Linked DNA regions of Homo sapiens: region 2 is linked to region 1. A link is an interaction called in ENCODE POLR2A ChIA-PET data of the cell type or tissue named here. Cell type or tissue: GM12878. All regions are shown on one strand. Each heading gives the region's core, and the rest is flanking DNA. Links, peaks and the distances in the headings are about the cores only. Region 1 has its middle 110 kb from the start of TSEN15. Region 2 overlaps C1orf21 (chromosome 1 open reading frame 21).

Region 1 (5,382 bases), core at 324-5,323:
CTGGAAGATGCAACTCGTTATGCAAAAGCCCTTTCTTCATAGTTGTTTCCTGTTTGACACTACAAATCTCTCAATTTCAAAGGGCTTATATGAACTTCAGGCCAAACTTAGCCAGATGATCTGTTGAATAGCTTTAGGTCTTCACTGAGCTTGCAGTATATTGGAAAAAGGAGACATCAAACAAGTAATTGCACAAACCCAGAATTATCAACTGCATTGTGTGCCTTAAACAGAAAGCACAGACTCTCAGAGAAACTTGAGCCTGTGGATTCAGGGGAAACTTTTCTGCATAAGAATGGAAGGATGAGTAGGAGTTGACTAGGCCGAGGGATGATTAAGAGTACATCTCCCAGGAAGAGGGGATGGCTTGTGAAAAGGCCCTGAGGCAGGAAGAGGCATGACTATTTCAGGAAACCTGAAGACTGGAGAACGAGCAAAGAGAGTGAGGAGAAGAGACTGTGGGGCCATGCTAAGGATTTTGGTCTCTCCGGTTTGCCCTTTCAGAAAATCATCCAGGTTGCAATGGAGAAAAAGAAATTGTAGGGAGCAAGGACTGATGGCAGGAATACTAGTTAGGAGGTAATTGCAACCATGCAGACAGGAGCTCATGGCAGCTATGACTAGGATCATGGTGGTGGAGACGGAGAGAAGTTATATAGATCAAGCAGATATAATGTTTTATTTTTGCTTTTACCAATTTTTTTAAAATTGAGGAAAACATTTTCTCATCACTTCTACTATTCTGTGGAGAATTCACATTCATTCACATATTTATTCAACAAATACGTACTGTGTGTCTTTTATGTGCCAGATACCATTTTGGGCATAGGAATATAATCTTGAATAAAATAGTCAAAAAATCTCTGCTCCCAAGGAGTTTACAAGGGAGTTAGACAACAAACAAGGAAAAAAATATATATATATGTGACAGCAATAAATGCTGAAAAGAAAGTTGAAAGTTGACAAGGGGGAATATTAAGTGTTCAAAGAAGGTTGCATTATATGTTATGTCCTGACAAGATCTCACTAAGATGATGACATTTGAGAAAAGATTTGAAGTTGGTTAGGGATCAAGGCATGCAGCTATTGGAGGTAGGAAGACTGAGAGGAAGTATTCTAGTCAGAGGGAACAGCCAGTGCAAAGACTCTGAGGTAGAGAGGTGACTGGCATTTTCCAGAAGGCTGGAGAATAATGGGCAAAGTAACGCATCAGTCATCAATTTCGCAATAATGCTGAGTAACAAGCAAACTCAAAATTTCAGTGGTATACAGTAATAAGCATTTAGGTTTTCCCCTCAGTCTCAAGATCAGCTAGATGGTTTTGCTGATCTGAGCTGATCTTGGTGGGGCTTACTCATGCTTTCACAGTCAGCTGCAAGCCAGCACAGCTTTGCTGATCTTATCTGAGCTCTCTTACATATCTGAGAGTTTTGACAAGATGACTGGGTTGATTTAGGTCTGCTTCCATATCTCTGTTTCTCATATCCTCCAGTAGCAAAAGAGAGTCAGAGAGAGAAAGGGAGGGAGAGAGGCTAGAGAGAGAGAGAGAGAGAGAGAGAGAACACACATAAGCCCTCTTAAGGCCTAAGTTCAGAATGGAGACTGTCACTTCTGCCACATTCTATTGGCCAAAGCAATTGATAAGACAAGTTTAGTTTCAAGGGATGGAGAAATAAACTCCACTTCATAGGAAGAGCTTCAGAGTCACATTGCAAAAGGTGTGAATATAGTGAAGGGTGGAGAATTAGGACCAGATTTGCCATCAGTCTGCCACATTGAGTTAGTAGGAGATACAGTCAGAGAGATAATGGGGATCTAGAAAATGTGGGGCCTTGTAGGCCAGGGTAAGACCTTTGGCTTTTACTCTAAGATGAGAAGCCATTGGAGAGTTTCCAGGAGAGGAGCAACACAATCCTACTCTATTTTAATGAAATCACCCTGGCTGTCAGATTACGAATAGACTGAAGTGGGGCAGGAGACCAGTGAAAAAGACATTCCAGTGATCCAGGCAAGAAATGAGGGTGGCTGGGCCAGGAAACATAGTTAATAGAAGTGCTGAAAACTAGTCAGATTCTAGACATATTTTGAAGGTGGAGTTGTCAGGATTTGCTTACAATGCAAATGTAGGATGTTAGAGTAAAAGAGGAGAAATTTTGGAAAGAGCAACTAGAAAAGCTGTGTTGCAATGTACTGAGATGATTAAAGCTATGGGAGGAGGAGGCTGCAGGGGGAAATATTCTTGAAAAATCCCCAACTACTTGCCAGTTTTTTACTATCTTTGAATGCCATCAACTTGACAGGAAGATTTGACTGAAGTCAGCCAGGGACTCTCCCACAGTCCTTTCTACCAGCTTAGACTTGGGTTCTCACAGATCCAGAGATAACCTCCACTGTAACATACTGCGCAGCCTGCTTCATGTGTACAGCCAGCATCCTTGTCATTAGCTGTGACATCAGCTCCGACTGGTTGCAGCACCCACTCTTGTTTCATCATCCATTCTGATTGGTCAGAACCTTATTTAATTATTGTTCTCCATAGCAGAGCCAAAAGAAACACAATGTGAATGGAAGTGCCCCTCTTTCTAAAAGGCAAAGACCACGTCTTATCCAACTTTGCACTTCTAGATAAAAGAAAGTGAATAAGTCTACTTAGATTCTCTCCATTCATAGCAAAAGCATCTCAAGTTGCATACTCTACTAAGGACTGATGTAACATTTTTTTACTCTGAAGAAAAGGTGCATTGAAAGATAAAAATGATTCCAGGCATGATTATTATAATTCACCAAATATTCTGTGCAGAATTTTTAAAAAATCCCTGTATTTGAATAGGTAAGGTAAAAGTTAACTATTGAAAAGGAGGAATATTTGTGTTCCTTTTGACTCCTTAAATTCTCATCTTGGCTCATGGAGGAGGGGATTGACACCAAAATTTCAGTCCTATCTTAACATGAGAGGAAGTGCAGGGAGGGAGGCTCTGTTACAGTAGGTAGCTAGTCAGACATAAGCATGGCAGGAAAGGACTCCCCTTGCCCCACCAGGAAAGTCAGGCGACCATCAGGTGATGGTTAGGTGGTTGTTACAATATTTCTCTAAACATAACATTAATAATTGGTTGTAGCCAGCCCAGGGAAAGGCAGTCTCCCAATAGATAGAAAACACCTGAAACCGGTGATCAGCAGCTTCCTGATAAGATATCAGGAGTTGGGCGGGTAGGCTCTAGCATGTGCACTAAGGCAAAATGGCGCAACTTAACTGGTATATGACCTTCTAAGGACATGCAACTGGTAAGGGAAGAACGCCTCAAGTGAGCATGTGTACAACTCCAGTACAAACACTGCGCATGCTCCCCTCCCAGATGCTAGCAGGCTGTTGCACATACGGACAGCCCCTCCCAAGGGAAGAATCCGGGAGAAGGAATGCAAGACCCTGGGAGCATGCCAACATATAAAACCCTAAGTCAAAAGGTCCAACTGTGCACTTGATCTCTCAGTTCGCCCCCTTGGGCCTCTTCCAAGTGTACTTTACTTCCTTTCGTTCATGCTCTAAAGCTTCTTCTTTTTTTTTTTTTTTTTTTGAGACGGAATCTCACTCTGTTGCCCAGGCTGGAGTGCAGTGGCGTGATCTCGGCTCACTGCAAGCTCCGCCTCCGGGTTCACGCCATTCTCCTGCCTCAGCCTCCCGAGTAACTGGGACTACAGGCGCCCGCCATCATGCCCGGTTAATTTTTTGTATTTTTAGTAGAGACAGGGTTTCACAGTGTTAGCTAGGATGGTCTCCATCTCCTGACCTCATGATCCGCCCACCTCGGCCTTCCAAAGTGCTGGGATTACAGGCGTGAGCCACCGTGCCCGGCCTAAAGCTTTTTAATAAACCTTCACTCCTGCTCTAAAACTTGCTTCAGTGTTTCCCTCTGCCTTATACCCCTCTGTGGAGTTCTTTCTTCTGGGGAGTCAAGAAGTGAGGCTGCTACAGACCCATATGGATTTGTCTGCCTCCCTCAGACAAAAATGGCAACTCTGGGCTGGGCATGGTGGCTCATGCCTATAATCCTAGCACTTTGGGAGGCCGAGGCGAGTGGATCACTTGAGCTCAGGAGTTTGAGACCAGCCTGGGCAACATAGTGAAAACCTTATCTCTACCAAAAAATACAAAAATTACTTGGGCATGGTGGCATGTGCCTGGAGTCCCAGCTACTAGCTGAGAGGTGAGAGAATTGCTTGAGACCAGGAGGGCAAGGCTGCAGTGAGCTGAGATCTCACCACTGCACTCTAGCCTGGGGGACAGAGTGAGACCTTGCCTCAAAAAACAAGCAAACAAGCAAACAAATGGCAAGTCTGATTGGCAAATGTGTAATATTTACTAGGACATGCTTTATTAATGGGTAGGAATTGACTCTGCAGAGTGAAACCAGCCCAACGCATTCCCTTCACTGGGAGCATGCTGCCAAGGTGTGGGCCTTCACTCTGTCCCATTGCGGTTCATTTATGAAGCAGCCTTAGTCCTTGCAACTGGCTATAGCTGGTGAATTTGGGTGGGCTCTGCGTACCTAACTCTTCTCTCAGATACATGAGGTGAGCAGTTCCCAAAGTCTAGTTTGGGTGAAGAGTAGGAGGCCTCATTTGACCTCAGCCATGCTCTCTTGCATGCAGAATCACTTGGCCAGTGCCCCATCTAGCTCCCTTGTGTGAGCTCCCCATCAGTCAGAGATGACAGGGATGAGTCATCTCTGAAGAACTTGAAGCCCTAACATCAGCATCAAGCCCAACTGAGATATTTAAAGAACTAGGATTTTCTCTCATGTTAATCCTCAGCATAATCTCCCTTCTCCTTTTTTTTTTCTGCTTCTAGAATAGTCCTTCTTTATCCCTTTATTTCCTTTTCTGAGGCATATTTAATAGAATGTGAAATTGCATATTTATTAATGATGGCTTTTTTGGTTTCAAGTAACAGAAACACACTTGAGCTCTCCAAAAGCAAAGAGATATAATTTAGTTTAAGAAATAGGCCTGTCTCAAAACTCAAGGGCAAATAAATAGCTGAACTTCAGAAATAAATCAGAGCCTCCAGCGTAGTCAGGACCCACCCTCCCATCTCTAGGGTAGGTGACCACACATGCCAGTATGTGCCGGCCTATCCTTGTTGACATCTGTCACCCTGCCCCTTTCACTTTTGTGTCAGTCTTTGTCCATGAGGGGGCAGAAACCACAGTGACTTAAACAGAGAAAGTTTAATATAAATTTTTTAAAATTATGTTAAAAGAGCAATTATAATATATAAGATAACTCTATGTGGTACCCTAAGGCTGAGTACCCAAGAGAGTACCCAAGGAGGGATGAACATAAAACATAAAACAGGATGAACATAAAACAGGATGAGCCCTT
Region 2 (5,382 bases), core at 212-5,211, 390 kb after region 1:
GAATGAAAAAGTGTTTTGCATTTTTCCCTCCCTCCCTTTCCATAGGGAGAAATTTTTAGAAATTTAGAATTGAGGCACCTAAGTCTGTACCGATGCTCGTGTTCCCTGCCTGTCTTCAGGGAACTATACAGATCTTTATTTTCCAAGTCTCAGGGCTGTTCGGGCCATAACTACTCCTATGCTCGCCTCAGATCTTCACTTGAAGCTGGTTTTCCTGTTGTGCAGTGCACTAAGTGACACACAGAGGCTTTCTGCCTCAGTGTCTTCAGCCAACTGAGCAAGAATTCTTGTTGCAACAAGTTTTGCAAGTTCCAGGGTTCTTGGTCTGCCTGGAATCTCATGAATCATTAGATTTTTGTCTCACTTAGGTTCCCTCCCAGCTTGCTATCCTATTTAAAACGCCCTTTATTCCCAAGCAGGCTCTTGAGGCACTACCAGCCTGACTCTGATTTCTTCTAGAAGCAGCATGTTTCTTCCTAGCCCTAGGGTGAAATGCTTCAGTGGAAATTCTCCTTCGATTATGAAGTTGCAAAGTCTGTCCTTCGGTCTGCCAACTTTTCCTTCTTACTATCTGTCAAATCCTGATTTATTCAGTAAGTATAAGTAAATCTGCTAGACACCTCCATCTTGCCCTAAGTCTGGTTATTTCTTTCATTACAGCATATCTATGGCTTTCTTCTTAATTAATTCACTTCATAAACATGGATTTAGCAGGCTGGGCACAGTGGCTCACACCTGTAATCCTAGCACTTTGAGAGGCCAAGGTGGGCATATCACTTGAGGCCAGGAGTTCAAGATGAGCCTGGCCAACATGGTGAAACCCTGTCTCTACTAAAAATATAAAAATTAACTGGGCATGGTGGTGCACACCTGTAGTCCCAGCTACTTGGGAGGCTGAGATGGGAGGATTGCTTGAACCCAGGAGGCAGAGGCTGCAGTGAGCCGAGATTGCACTGCTGCACTCCAGCCTGGGTGAAGGAGCAAGACTCCATCTCAAAACCAAACAAAAAAATGCATTTAGCATCTATTCTGTGCCAGACCCTGTGTTAGGGACTGGGGATAATTGTGAGCAAAAAGCCATGGTTACTGCCCTAATGGATCTTACCATCTAATGGGAAACTCTGATACCACTTAATTATACATAGATATCAATGACTACAGACCACAGACTCTGTTAAGTCTATGAATGAAAAAGCCAATTGCATGTGTAAAGCAGGGAGATTTATAGGGTCAATGATATGATATGCATGCCTTTGTGCACATAAGAAAAAGCCATCCGCTCTCAGAGGACAAAACAAAAGGCAACCTCCAGGTATATGAAAACCTGTAGGCACATGGTTTGGCAAGCCAGTGGAGTCTTTTCCAGTTCACATAAAGGACTGGAAAAAGTGTCCAGCTGGACAAAGCCCAGCACTAAGGTGCATGGCTTGGCCAGTAGGGCAGCCTCGCCATCCCCATACTTGACTCTACACCCTGATTTAGAGCACAGTTGACCCAATCTAATGCACAGGCCTTGGAAATCTGGCTGATCTGGAGGATCAGGGAAGGCCTGAGATGAAACCTGAAGAATGAACAGCAGTAACTAAAAAATGGGAGAAGGGTGATGGGCAAGACCATCAAGAGCCTTTCAGGCAGATAAAACTGCAGTTAAAAGTCACCAAAGTAGGAGAGAGCCTGGGATATTCCAGGAACTGAGTCTAGAGAAGGAGAATGAGGGCAAGAGTAGGTTGATACAAAGCCGGAGCAGCCAGAAGAGGCCAGACCATGCAGGGCAGGACCTCTGAGGACAAGTTAGTAGGGCTGGATTGAGCATGGTCTTGAATGCCTAGCTAGGGAATTTGAACTAGAGTATTGTTCTTTTATTTATATCAGGGTCTGAATTATTCTGTTTCCTTTTTTGCTTTGAAGTTTAATCATTCTTTGCTTATTTAAATTTGTGTTTATGATCCTACTTCCTTGCCATTTAAAGATACATCCAGACTTTTTTTTTTTTTTTTTTTTGGTCTCTTTGCAAAAATGGCATGCATGCTCAAGGCAAGTCTTTGGATTTGCTGCTGGGAACATGGTTTCTGAAAACCACAGGGAGGAAATCTAGGAAATCACAGGGAAGCTCTGTTTCCTTCCCCACGAAGCAGTGTACACGTGTGCACGCACATGCACATGAACACAGGAATGTTCTCTCTCACATACAAAGTTGAGAGAGTAAAGCCAAATGTGTTTTCTCTTTTATTTTGGCAGCATTTTAGATATTTAAATTTTTAGCTATCTTAAGTTAATCTAAAAATTTGAATAGATGAAATGAGCATATCCCATCCTTTATGAAGAGAATAATCAAAATACTGGAGTATGCTCCTCTCTAGAAAAAAGGTGTAGGGAATATCAGACAAGAATCTCAGTAACAGTTGTTTGACATTCATTACAATCTGAAATGTTGACCCAGGGCATCAGAAATGTGCTGCTCCAAGGCAGACAAGTTATACCATTGGAAATGGATACCTGCTATGGCCACGGTGGCACTGGCTGCTGTCCCATCAGTACCCACTTGACCATCTCCTGCTCCTCCTGACCATAGCAGAGGCTGCTGCAGACTAGCTGAGGCTTTTACTCTGTGCTGGGCCTCACAACCTGGTCTGTTTCCCAAAGACCTTGTTATACCTTCTGGTACCCTAGGCTGTGTGATCTTAGAAAATGATAATCAGGTGATACAAGATACTGGTTAGGCAGGTAAATGAAGGTGCCTCTAGGAAGTATAGTAATCCATATCTCAAATCCCCAACACACACACACACACACACACACACACACACACACACACACTCACACACTCACTCACACTGTAGTTAGGGAGCATGGGCTGGTTAAATTGGCCCTGAAAGAGGAAGTGAACCATCTGGCAGTGGTGCCTGACCCACCTCAGTGTTTCAGTGGGAACTTGCATTTATTCATTCATTTTATACCCATTGCAGACTCTTTTTTTTTTTTTTTTTTTTGTTGAGACGGAGTCTCCCTCTGTCGCCCAGGCTGGAGTGCAGCGGCGCGATCTCCACTCACTACAAGCTCCGCCTCCCGGGTTCACGCCATTCTCCCCATTGCAGACTCCTTAGAGAAGTCTACCTGGACTCTACACTAAGCACTTAGCCAGAATGGGCAGTTCCCAAGAGGTCTGTAGACAGAATTCAGGGAGTCTGTGAACTTCCATGAGAAAAAAAAATTACATCTTTATTTTCACTAACCTTTAATGGAAATTTTAGACTTTTGATTTGGACAAATTTGCAGGGTACTTTCCTTTGGAGAAGGAACTAAAGTATTCAGCAAATGACACCCTAATTGTGAATGTAGGCAACAAGCCAGTAGTAATAGCAGTACCTGTGACTTTTCAACAGTAAAAGTCACGGTTGTTTTCATACCACGTTAAAGTTGTTGAAATATTAATGCTCATGACTCCTTTAAAATTACCATAGTTATCAGACCCACTAGTATATCTTCTTATTTAATACATTAATAAAGAACATATATTACTCTATCACAATTTTTTCCTAAAAATATTTTGATAATTATTATTTCTTTATAATTTTTGTCCTTTCTAGTGCTATGTATTTGTTTTAGGAATTTAAAAATACTATTCTGAGAAGAGGTATATAGGTTTTACCAGACTGTCAGAGGAGTACATGGCACAAAAAAGCTAAAGAACTCCTGGGGTGGTGGGCTCAAGTCCTGCTCAGTCTCCTAGCCGTGGAACTTTAGAATAGCAACATCTGAGACTCAGTTTTGTCATCTGCAAAATGGTTTAAGATGAGTGATGATTTTGGTGAAGTGGGTGAGAATCTCAGTCAAGGGATGACTTCTTCTTCCTCTGGTTACATTAAAAAGTGTGACGCCTTCTTTAAAGTACTTTGCTTTTAAATTAATGAAGTAGAATCATTAAGAAATCACCCGAAATCTTCAAATCTGTTTATTTGCATTTGTCTTCTCAGTCAACAGCAGTGTTGTAAAATATACTAAATTTATATTTAAATATATGTATTAAATATATAAAGTTACATACACTAACATTTTTACCTTTTTAGTTGTTGCATTTTAAAATATTTTGTAGTCTCTAGTTTTCTGGTAAGGAGATAACATTGTATTCCTTACTCATACTTTTCCCTATGATATAACATCTTTTGAGTTTTTTTTTTCTTTTTGTTTGATTGTTTTTGTGATGTGTAAAAATTCAGGAGTGGAGCAGCAGGGAAGGAAGGGACTGCCAACCAGGCAGTTCTGGAACATTCCAGGTGTTTTTTCTCTAGTCTATCACTTTTCCTTTTAATGAAAAATTCATCACTACAGTCCCAATATGAGTAATCTTCCTATTTATTTTTATGTATACAAATAATATACATAAATACTAGATTTAGATAATGTATAAATGTTTTTATATTTCACTGAAAATATCCAATCATACACAGACTGTCTGGCATACAATGGTTTGATTTATGATTTTTCAACTTTACAGTGGTGTGGAATCATTCTGTTTTTCACATTCAGCACAATATTCAATAAATTACCTGAGATATCAGCACTTAATTTTAAAATAGGCTTTGCGTTACCTGATTTGGCCCAACTGTAGGCTGTTGTCAGTGTTCTCAGCATGTTTAAGGTAAGCTGGTTTAAGTCATGATGTGACAAAATGTAGTAGTTGGTTGGGGTTGTTATAGATATTTTTCCTTAAAGTCCCAGTGACTATTGAATCTTGTTTTGTAAAAACAAATAGTATAAGTGTTTAAGAATAAAAAAGATTTAATATCAAGGAACGCATGTAGTGCTAGATGAGATTGTAAAGGTTGTTATTGTCTATTTTTGAAAACCTTTTAGGAAAGTAAATTAATTTGTTTTAATTTCATGGACTGCTCAGTTTTCTTCACCCAATACAAGAAAAAAAGAGGCAAATTATAATACTATTTAGAACACATTTGCTAAATTTCTCTTTGCTGCCTTCTTAATTTTATCTGGCAGGGCTGCAAGACAGGAGTTACAGCAGTAGACCTGGCTGTCGTGAAGTGATTTCATCTCTTCAAGTTGTGGAGATTTTATGTTTTGTTTGTTTCTTTGTTTGTTTGTTTGTTTGTTTTTTGAGACAGGATCTCATTCTGTCACCCAGGCTGGAGTGCAGTGGTGCAATCCTGGCTCACTGCAGCCTTGACCTCCTGGGCTCAAACGATCCTCCAACCTCAGCCTCCTGAGTAGCTGGGACTTCAGGTGCATGCCACCTAGCCTGGCTAATTTTTCCATATTTTTTGTGGAGATGGGGCTTCACTGTGTTTCCCAGGCTGGTCTCAAACTCCTGGGCTCAAGTGATCCTTCAGCCTCAGCCTCCCAAAATGCTGGGATTACAGGCATGAG

Evidence for each region. Peaks named below come from ENCODE experiments on the same cell type or tissue, not always from the same donor. Only the 100,000 strongest peaks of a DNase experiment are listed, where the experiment ranks them.
Region 2: POLR2A ChIA-PET joins it to region 1 with 5 read pairs; 1 of 35 experiments calls an interaction of 5 or more read pairs at or near these places.

The regions. Positions count from the first base shown.
Region 1 is chr1:184,159,143-184,164,524 of GRCh38, forward strand. No RefSeq gene overlaps it. Among named protein-coding and RNA genes, the nearest start is that of TSEN15, 110 kb to the left of the region's middle. RefSeq lists enhancers at 2,438-2,517, 4,779-4,838. In GM12878, for the core only: no CTCF peak of the experiment used is centred there; DNase peaks (open chromatin) are centred at 1,359, 2,339 and 4,679.
Region 2 is chr1:184,545,440-184,550,821 of GRCh38, forward strand. All of the region lies in intron 3 of C1orf21 (chromosome 1 open reading frame 21), which reads left to right. Among named protein-coding and RNA genes, the nearest start is that of C1orf21, 160 kb to the left of the region's middle. In GM12878, for the core only: no CTCF peak of the experiment used is centred there; a DNase peak (open chromatin) is centred at 2,872.